2 separate regions of the Homo sapiens genome follow, and region 1 is linked to region 2. A link is an interaction called in ENCODE POLR2A ChIA-PET data of the cell type or tissue named here. Cell type or tissue: OCI-LY7. All regions are shown on one strand. Links, peaks and the distances in the headings refer to the core of each region. The heading gives the core; the rest is flanking DNA.

What was found. Peaks named below come from ENCODE experiments on the same cell type or tissue, not always from the same donor. Only the 100,000 strongest peaks of a DNase experiment are listed, where the experiment ranks them.
Region 1: POLR2A ChIA-PET joins it to region 2 with 6 read pairs; 2 of 35 experiments call an interaction of 5 or more read pairs at or near these places.

Annotation. Positions count from the first base shown.
Region 1 is chr16:14,408,630-14,413,705 of GRCh38, forward strand. No RefSeq gene overlaps it. Among named protein-coding and RNA genes, the nearest start is that of LINC03107, 18 kb to the right of the region's middle. In OCI-LY7, for the core only: no CTCF peak of the experiment used is centred there; no DNase peak of the experiment used is centred there.
Region 2 is chr16:14,603,226-14,608,691 of GRCh38, forward strand. It overlaps PARN (poly(A)-specific ribonuclease), which reads right to left. Exons shown (of 24, transcript NM_002582.4): 9 at 5,056-5,094; 10 at 3,259-3,301; 11 at 921-1,001. Among named protein-coding and RNA genes, the nearest start is that of PARN, 24 kb to the right of the region's middle. In OCI-LY7, for the core only: no CTCF peak of the experiment used is centred there; a DNase peak (open chromatin) is centred at 3,076; H3K4me3 peaks cover 1,890 bases; H3K27ac peaks cover 2,455 bases.

The DNA of each region.
Region 1 (5,076 bases), core at 1,276-3,775, 190 kb before region 2:
TATAAAAATTAGCCAGGTGTGATGGTGCACGCTTGTAGTCCCAGCTACTCAGGAGGCTGAGGTAGGAGGATTGTTTGTACCCAGGAGTTTGAGGTTGCAGTGAGCTATGATCGAACCACTGCACTCTGGCCTGAGCAACAGAGCCAGACTCTGTCTCTACAAAAAAAAAAAAAAAAAAAAAAAAAAACAACTAAGAATAAGGCTCTTTCTGGCTGCTAGGAAGGGCCCCGGTCCCTAAGCTTGGCTCATGAGCAGTGGAGCTGCCACCTTTGAGGGCTCCTGGAGCTTGGAGTCAGGGCACAGAGCAGGCCCAGTGTGGATTTGAGCCTGGAGGGCCTTTCCACACATACCTGACCCAATATGCTCCTGAGACCTTCTCCCAGCTCTGGGGAGCAATGGCAGGGAGCCCTGGTATTAAATAATTGTGGCTAGGTCCAAGCATGGTGGCTCACGCCTGTAATCCTAGCATTTTGGGAGGCTGAGGCAGGTGGATCGCTTGAGGCCAGGAGTTCGAGACCAGCCTGGACAACGTGATGAAACTCCATCTCTACTAAAAATACAAAAATTAGGTGTGGTGGTGCACAGCTGTAATCCCAGCTACTCAGGAGGCTGAGACAGGAGAATTGCTTGAACCCAGGAGGCAGAGGTTACAGTGAGACGAGATCACACCACTGCACTCCAGCCTGGACGCCAGAGCAAGACTCCGTCTCAAAAATAAATAAGTAAATAAAATAAATGATTGTGGTTCACAACACATTCCATTTAATTTAGAAAAAAATAATGGATTATGGCTTAAAAAAAAAACAGAGTCTTGTTCTGTTGCTCAGGCTGGAGTGCAGTAGTATAATCATAGCTCACCACAGCCTTGAACTTCTGGGCTCAAGCAATCTCCCTGCCTCAGCCTCCCAAGTAGCTGGGACTATAGGTGCACACCAACACACCCTGCCTTTTTTTTTTTTTTTTTTTGGTAGGATGGGGGTCTTGCTACGTTGCCCAGGCGGGTCGGGAACTCCTCAAGCAATCCTCCTGCCTCGGCCTTCCAAAGTACTGGTATGATAGGCATGAGTCACTGCGCCTGGCTAGATTGTAATGTTTTTACAACCCATGTTTGTGGAGTGAAACTTATGTGTGTGATTAATGGTCAGGGATTCCACCAGGGAGACTGGGGGCCACTCCCCTGACAGCCTCTGGAAACCCCACCCCTAGACTGTCCTCAGCTACTCAGCTGCATCTCTTAACCCCTGCAAAGCACTTAGAGCAATGCCTTGTGTGTAGCAAGGTTGCATAAGAGCCTGCTCTTACTGCTGCTGTTTTCATTCCATCTAGCACTTTACAAGCTTCAGGCAAGAAGTCCTAGATTCATGAAACACCAGCATGTCCTCCTGGGAAGAAAAGGCTCTTGGAGAGCCGAGCTTATGACAGAAAAGAGACATCAACAAATTCTCCTCCTAATATTTCTTGATTGATTGATTGATTGAGACAGGGTCTCACTCTGTTGCCCAGGCTGGAGTGCAGTGGTGAGATCACAGCTCCCTGTAGCCTCAACTTCTCAGGCTCAAGCAATCCTCCTGCCTCAGCCTCCTGAGTAGCTGGAACCACAGACACCTACCACAATGCCTGGCTAATTTTAAAATTTCTTGTAGAGATGGGGTCTTGACACATTGCCCAGGCTGGTCTCAAACTCCTGAGTTCAAGCAGTCTGCCCATCTTAGCCTTCCAAAGCGCTGGCACTACAGGTGTGAGCCACGGCACCCGGCCTCTTCCTAATGCTTAAAGAGAAAAATGTAAAGATGCATCAGTGAGTCTCAGGACGCTTCCCATCACTAACCTCTCTCTCCTTGGGCCACTGACTTGCTGTCCAAACAGTGCACCCTGGTCATGATTCATGTGCGTTAGCCATATCCAATGGCTACCCAGCTCCTCCTGCAGTCTTGGAGCTGAGGCCTTCCCTTAGGAAGGGAAGGGACCCCTCTTCAGGGGTCCAGATTTTCCCTCCAGCTTCATAGCAAATCCCATGACCCACCAACAAATGACAGCAAGCCCACCCTCCCTCCCACCTGGATTCGCCCATCCAGCGTGAGACACCTGTCCACCCAAGTCCCTGCTAGCTTCCCATTGAGATTGACTCTCCCATTCAGAAAGCGTAAGAGAAGAGGATATTGATGGCTCCCTGCAAACACATGATCGCCGTGGAGATGGAGATGGGCAAGCATGCAGAGCAACGGGGCCGGAGACCTGGCTGAGGGAGGGGAAGCCATCCCGAAATGAATCCTGGAGTGGGTTGGGACCCTGCACGGATACACTGCGACCGATTGCTTGTGTGTAGGCAGCTTCAGCTCCAGGATTACAAGGCCACCAGATGAGGTCTGGAAAGGTGAGGGCTGTGTCGTTGCCGCCAGGTAAATATGGATTCCTGGGTCACAAAACCCAAATAGTAATGTTTCCTGTGGTGGACACTACCTGAAAGGACCCCGATGTTAGTAAACAGGCAACTATAATTCACTATATCTTCTGAGCATATCAAATTCCTAATAGAGAATATAATGGCAGAGTACCATGTTAAGAAAAGCAATCACAGGCCAGGTGTGGTGGCTCACACCTGTAATCCCAGCCCTTTGGGAGGCTGAGGTGGGAGAATCGCTTGAGGCCAGGAGTTTGAGACCAGCCTGGGCAACATAGCGAGACCCCCATCTCTACAAAAATTTAAAAATTAGCCAGGTGTGATGGTGTGCACCTGTGGTCCCAGCTACTTGGGAGGCTGAGGAAGGAGGATGGCTTGAGCCCAGAAGGTTGAAGCTGCAGTAAGCCATGATCACGCCATGGCACTCTATCCTGGATGACAGGGCAGGACACTGTCTCAAAAAAAGAAAAGAAAAAGAAAAACATCTAAGTACCATTTCCATAACTCTATTGCTAAGCTCAATGGTTATCAAATGCTTATCACAAAGATTCAACCTGGACACATACCCAGCTCCTGGCTGCTTCATAAATACTCCTGCTCCTTTTTTTTTTTTTTTTGAGACGGAGTCATGCTCTGTCGCCCAGGCTGGAGTGCAGTGGTGGCGATCTTGGCTCACTGCAACCTCTGCCTCCTGGGTTCAAGTGATTCTCCTGCCTCAGCCTCCCAAGTAGCTGGGATTACAGGAGTGAGCCACTGCGCCTGGCCCTGCTCTTTATCAGAATAAATGGATTCATGGCCTCCTTCACACTCTTCCCCCATCCAAAGCACCCCCCACACACTCACAGATGCGCTCACGCACACACGCACACACACAGTGTTGTCTACTCAGTGTGTTCTCCCAAAAAGAGAGGTGTTCAAACTCCGTGTGCCTCATTTTGTTGTGACAACTTTCTTTTACTTTTTATTTATTTATTTGGAGGCAGGGTCTCATTCTGTGGCCCAGGCTGGAATTCAGTGGAGTGATCTCAGATCACTGAAACTCGAACCCCTGGGCTCAACTAGTCTTCCCACTTGGGCCTCCCAAGTAGCTGGAACTACAGGCACATGCCTGCATGCCTGGCTAATTTTTAAAATTTTTAGTAGAGACGAGGTCTTGTCATGTCGCCCAGGCTGGTCTCAAACTCCTAGGCTCAAGCGATCACCCCACCTCGGCCTCCCAAAGTGCTGGGATTACAGGCATGAGCCACCATGCCCGCCCTGTAGTGACAACTTTCTAAACTCAATGCTCAGTCCTCCATAGCCCTCCAGTTCTTGCTGAACTTTTTTTTTTTTTAAATAGAGACAGGATCGCCCTATGTTGCCCAGGCCTGGAGTACAGTGGCCATTCACGAGCATAATCACCATGCTCTACAGCCTCGAACTGCTGGCCTCAAGTGAACCTCCTGCCTCAGCCTCCCAAGCAACTGGGATTACAGGTGTGCACCACCATGCCTGGCTACACTGGACTTTTTAAGTTAGATACTCACAGGGACATTAGCAATGAATCGACTTCACAAAGCTTCCTCATGGATAGAGTTCCTCTGCATTTTACAGTTAGGACCCAGGTCAGCTTCTGCAACTTCATGCTAAAAATTTATCAATGTCAATTTTTTAAACGTGCAAAAATATGTTAACACAGCATTAAACAAGAAGATAGGACACCACCTACGCATCCATTTTCCCCATATGCACTGATTTTAATGAAATTGCTGCTGTTTATGAAATACAAATGACTGGTAAATTTTTTTTTTTTTGAGACAGAGTCTTGCTCTGTTGCCCAGGCTGGAGTGCAGTGGCACCATCTCAGCTTACTGTAACCTCCATCTCCCGGGTTCAAGTCATCCTCCCCTCTCAGCCTCCTGAGTAGGTGAGATTACAGGCATGCACCACCACACCCGGCTAATGTTTGGTAGAGACGGGGTTTCTCCATGTTGGCCAGGCTGGTCTCGAACTTCTGACCTCAGGTGATCCACCCGCCTTGGCCTCCCAAAGTGCTGGAATTACAGGTGTGAGCCACTGCACCCGGCCACTGGTAAAGATTTTAAATATTGCAGCTGAGCCTTCTGTGAATGTTTTTGTTTGTTTTGTTTTGTTTTGTTTTTCTTTTTTCTTTTTTTTTTTTTTTTTTTTTTGAGACAGAGTCTGTCTCTGTTGCCCAGGCTGAAGTGCAATGGCACGATCTCGGCTCACTGCAACTTCTGCCTCCCGGGTTCAAGTGATTCTCCTGCCTCAGCTTCCCGAGTAGCTGGGATTACAGGTGCCTGCCACCGCGCTCGGCTAATTTTTGTATTTTTAGTAGAGATGGGGTGTCACCATGCCGGCCAGGCTGGTCTCGAACTCCCGACCTCAGGCAATCTGCCCACCTTGGCCTCCCAAAGTGTTGGGATTACAGGCGTGAGCCACCGCCGGCCGCCTTCTGTGAATGTTTTATTAAGTTCCCATATAGCCCAGTTCACTAGCGGAAATAAGCAGCAGGGAGATTGGCACATTGTATCTCCCATTTTTAGATTAATACTTAAAAAAAATCTTAGGACTTTCATTAATTTTTTTTTTCTGCCCAGAACATTTATTTTCACTGAAAGGCTTTGGTCTTAATCTATTCTGAAAACCCGGGGTTTCATTGTAGGTGAACTGAT
Region 2 (5,466 bases), core at 1,647-4,146:
CCTCTAACTGGCACCTTTTGTTTCTGCGTTGTCCTTTTTAGTATGTGGGACAGGGACCACAGGCAGCACCTCTTGCTAATCTTTCCCTGTGTAGGTAATATGCTGTCTCCCAAAGTGGGTCATTGTGGTTAAGTCAATTAGGAGTGACCCTGCCTAATGTACATATGAGCATGACATTCATCCACATGCAAACCCACTCCTCTCTCCTCCACCTTTTCCCCCAACCGATGTCACTCCAGCCAACCCCTCCAAGTGAATGGAGTGCAGTCTACCCCGTTGTGCAAATGTCTGGCATGAGCATCTTCCTCCTTCCCCCTTCCTCCTCCACCACCCACATTCAGTCATAAATTCCATGGATTCTACCTTCCAAGTATCTCCAGATTCCATCTACACTGCTACTCACTATCCTACGCCAGGTCACCAACATCTCCTAGCTAGGTTACTCCACAGCTTAACTAGTCTCCTGCCTCCAGTCTTACTCACTCGAAACCATTCTTCACACAGCAAGCAGGGTGATGTTCCAACAGTACAACCTAAGCATGTCATCCTCATCTGTCAGATCATGTGCTCTGAACTTGGTTTAAGGAAAACTAGTAACTATACATGAAGTTAGACGTTGCAGTATTAAAGGATAGTGACACTCAGTGACACAAGCTAAATGAGAATCAAGAGTACTTTCTTCAGGACTGGTTTAAGTAGACACTGGTCATCAGTGACGTCAGACTCACTTTGCTAGCTACGTCTCATGCTTAAATCTAACTTCCCCTTATTCTAGTCCAGGTTTTTCTGCCAATTCCATTGTTCTATGAAAGAAAACTATTCATTAAATTGAATCCAACATATGATCTGAAATAGACAGGAATAAATCAATATTTATGTTGCCATTTCTCACCCCCCAAGAATTAACATAGCCCAATTACCTGTTCTTTGGCATGTTTCTGCTGCTCTCTTCTTTTGCGTTCTTCTTCATCTACTTTGCTGATAACTATATATCGCTCCTTCTAAAAGACATAAAGCAGATATACAATTTTCTTTTCTTTTTCTTTTTTTTTGAGACAGAGTTTCGCTCTTGTTGCTCAGGCTGGAGTGCAATTGCATGATCTCAGCTCACTGCAAACTCCGCCTCCTGGGTTCAAGCGATTATCTTACCTTAGCCTCCCGAGTAGCTGGGATTACAGGCTTGTGCCACCACACCCGGCTAATTTTTGTATTTTTAGTAGAGACGGAGTTTCTCCATGTTGGTCAGGCTGGTCTCAAACTCCCCACCTCAGGTGATCCACCCGCCTCAGTCTCCCAAAGTGCTGGGATTACAGGTGTGAGCCACGGTCCTGGCCACAGATATATACAATTTTCTAGAGACAACTTAATCCAAAAAATTCAGATTTCTGCTGCCATTAGAATTTTTTTTTTGAGACAGTCTCACTCTGTCACCCAAGCTGGAGTGCAGTGGCACAACCTCAGCTCACTGCAAACTCTGCCTCCCAGATTCAAGTGATTCTCCTGCCTCAGCCTCCAGAGTAGCCAAGATTACAGGTGCGCACCAATACGCCCAGCTAATTTTTGTATTTGTAGTAGAGACAGGGTTTCACCATGTTGCCCAGGCTGGTCTCAAACTCCTGACCTCAAGTGATCTGCCCACCTTGGCATCCCAAAGTGCTGGGATTACAGGCATGAGCCACCACACCCAGCCAGAAGTTGTAATTTTTGTAACCGCACACTTTTTTTGTATGTGTGACAGGTTATCACTCCCATTGCTCAGGCTGGAGTGCAGTGGCATGATCACAGCTCACTGCAGCCTCAAATTTCTGGGTTCAGATGATCCTCTCACCTCAGCCTCCTGAGTAGCTGGGACTACAGGCATGTACCACTATGCCTGGCTAATTTCTTTTTATATTTTTAGTAGAGACGGAGTTTCACCATGTTGTCCAGGCTGGTCTCAAACTCCTGGGCTCAAATGACCTGCTCATCTCAGCCTCCCAAAGTGCTGGGATTACAGGCCTGAGCCACCATGCCCAGCCACTGTAGTCTTTCATGAGCCAAATACAACAGAAAATACTTTGAAATGCCAACATAAGTTGAGCTAATGCATTACAAACCAAATTTTGTCTCTGTGTTTCCATGACATTTTCCTACGGTTTACTAATTCAACCCAACAGACATCAGTTAAAAATATCAACAGACTGTGAGAATAAGACATTTCCTATGACAAATACTAAAAAAGTTATATTGCATTTGAACATTGACTTCTGAAGAGTTTTAAAGTAAAATGTATATGTTGTATTAACATTAACAAAACTTACATATATATGTTGTATTACCATAAGAAAAAACTCTGGATTTTCTGCCAAAGTGTCAGATAACTAGTACTTTCTTTCTCATATATTTTGTGTCCACTAAAGATAAATTATCTACCAAGATTATTTTTCTACTTTATTTAATCTCTAATTTTATACCTGACTTAACAGCAACAACAAATTATAAAATTGAAAAACTGCAGAAGGAACCCACCACTAGCCACCCACTTCCCATCACAATTCTATCAGTGTACCCTGTGTACTCAGGACAATAGCTGTGCTTACGACCCAAATTCTAAAATTTAATTTTGTCTGCCCACGCAACATGAAGCCATTTCTTCACATGTACCATTATAGCTTTCTGCCATAGTAAGAATACAAACTAATATTTGTATACTTTCAAGTTTACAAGGCATCACTTCCACTTACCCACGGTATCACCATAAAAAGGCTATGAGAAAGTATAGATCACCGTTATCATGCTCAGTCCCAATGTACAGAAGAAAATTAGGCTTAAAGAGATCAAATGACTTACCCTAGGTTACCTAGCTCATAACAAGCACAGACAAGATACAAATTCTGACTTTCAGCACACTAAGGATTGAGCATGGTAGCTCAGGCCTGTAATCCAGCACTCTGCGAGGCCGAGGCGGGCAAATTGTTTGAGCCCAGGAGTTCAAGACTAGCCTGGGCAACAGGGCGAAACCCTGTCTCTACTAAAAATATAAAAAATTAGCCAAGCATGGTGGCACGAGCCTGTAGTCCCAGCTTGGGAGGCTGATGTAGGAGGATCACCTGAGCCCAGGAAGTCAAGGCTGCAGTGAGCCGTGACTAACCACTGCACTCCAGCCTGGGTAATCAGAGAAAGACCCTGAGGGAAAAAAAAAAAGAAAAAAAAAAGAAACCCCTAACAGTGTAACAATGGATGTGTTTAATGTTAGCCCTAGATAATTCTTGGGGTTACCTTTTCAGTTTCTAAAGTCTCAACATGAATGCCTTTCGGATACCTAAAGAAAAGAAAAACATAGTATCAGTAGATGAGTCAATGACAGCTAAATCCCAAAGTATTTTATAAGCAACTATCCAGCTACTAATTAAGTAAGTTTTATTAACTACAAAATAATTATCACTACAATGGAGACTTTACAGCACATTTATTTTATAACGTTTCAGCTGCTAAATGTTTCCTTACCCTTGCTCTTAAACACATAAACGTGGATTTGACTTCAAATTAATTTTTTTTAGGACTTAGGTATTTTCTATTTTTTTTTTTTTTTTTGAGACAAGAGTCTCTCTCTGTCGCCCAGGCTGGAGGGCAGTGGCGCGATCTCGGCTCACTGCAAGCTCCACCTCCCTGGTTCACGCCATTCTCCTGCCTCAGCTTCCCAAGTAGCTGGGACTATAGGCACCTGCCACCACACCCAGCTAATTTTTTGTATTTTTAGTAGAAACGGGGTTTCACCGTGTTAGCCAGGATGGTCTCGATGTCCTGACCTCGTGATCCTCCCGCCTGGGCCTCCCAAAGTATTGGGATTACAGGTGTGAGCCACTGCGCCTGACCAGGACTTAGGCACTTTCTAAAATGTCCTACATCTCAAAATACAGTCAACTCATTACCACAGAGTCAAATCTTGCTTCCAAATATAAAAATGTTTCCTAACTGAAATTGTGAAAGTCTTTTTATTTTATTTATTTATTTATTTTTTTGAGATGGAGTCTCACTCTGCCACTCAGGCTGGAGTGCCAAGCCGCAATCTTGGCTCACTGCACCTCTGCCTCCAGGGTTCAAGAGATGCTCCTGCCTTTGCCTCCCAAGTAGCTGGGATTACAGGCATGTGCCACCATGTCCGGCTAAATTTTGTATTTGTAGTAGAGACGGGGTTTCACCATGTTGGCCAGGCTGGTCTTGAACTCCTGACCTCAGGTGATCTGCCCACCTCGGCCTCCCAAAGTACCAGGATTACAGGAGTGAGCCACCGCGCCCGGCCTGAGTCTTTTTAGATTGCACAGGGCATATAAAGAGGAGGTTTTAGATGGCCAGCTCTGCTGTAGTTTTGCATGGTATTAACAGCTTGCATCAGCCAAGGAGGAGAGGGATCTGGAATGCAGGTGGAGTAGGCTGCAAGGACGACATGACAGGAAAGGAGTGTGGGCAAACTAAACAGCCCTTTCCTGTTGTGTTCAAAGTATATTCCCAGTATACATGTCACTGGTAGATTCCAACAGAAGAACAAGGTCCCCAAAGTCAAATGGAAATGTCCACCTGTCTATGTCAATGTTCAATTTCTGAGTTGAAGACCCACCTGCAAACACAAGGAAACCAAGGGAAACATCCTTGGAAAAATACACACACAAAAGTCTGGATGTTATTTCAGGGGATTCACAGACCTCCTGAAACCCATCCATAGTCTCACCCTAAGTTAAGAACTCTTGCTTTACCAAAAGCATTCATCTGAGTATTTCCTAGGTCTGAAAACCAAATATTTATTGTATACCCCAAAGGACAAAAACACTACCAATCCATAGCTTAACAGATGCACCAAAGTGATAATTATTTTAAGAAGCCTTAAAGCATCTGTTAAAAAACAATAACAAAAGAAAATTAAGTGAGTATTCAACTTAAGAAAGTAGGGGGAACTTCATGTAGTCAAATCACTGAGAACCGCAGAATTTCAAAAAGGAAATGAGAACTAAGAGATTATATTTAGTCTTTAAATCCTGGGTCCCCCACAGAGCTGCTGCATACAATATAAATACTTACTTCCAGCTCAAAGTCTGATAAATTAGTTTTCTTTGGAACCTATAAAAACAAAAGAAAAGGTATTGATTTTGGCTCATTAGAAGTAAATCCAAACTGATCAAGCATTTGTTGAGAAGGATTTCGCTTTAAAAAGAGACTTCATTAGAACTGATAGGTAATTTGCAAACAAAAATACGCAGGTTTTTTGAGGTGGGGGGATTTCCTCATCACTTGTCTTCTAAAATTTTCTTTAATATTATGCTGCTTTTACTGAAGAGGTAGAAGTTCTCGTCTAATCAAAATATTGCTTCCTGCAGCTGCATAAAGAGAGCTTAAAGTAGACAGATGCATTGAAATACTTTTGTGAAACTCCTCACAAAGTAAAAGGAAAAAAAGACAATCACGTTACTGACTCTTTGAAATGCTAATGTT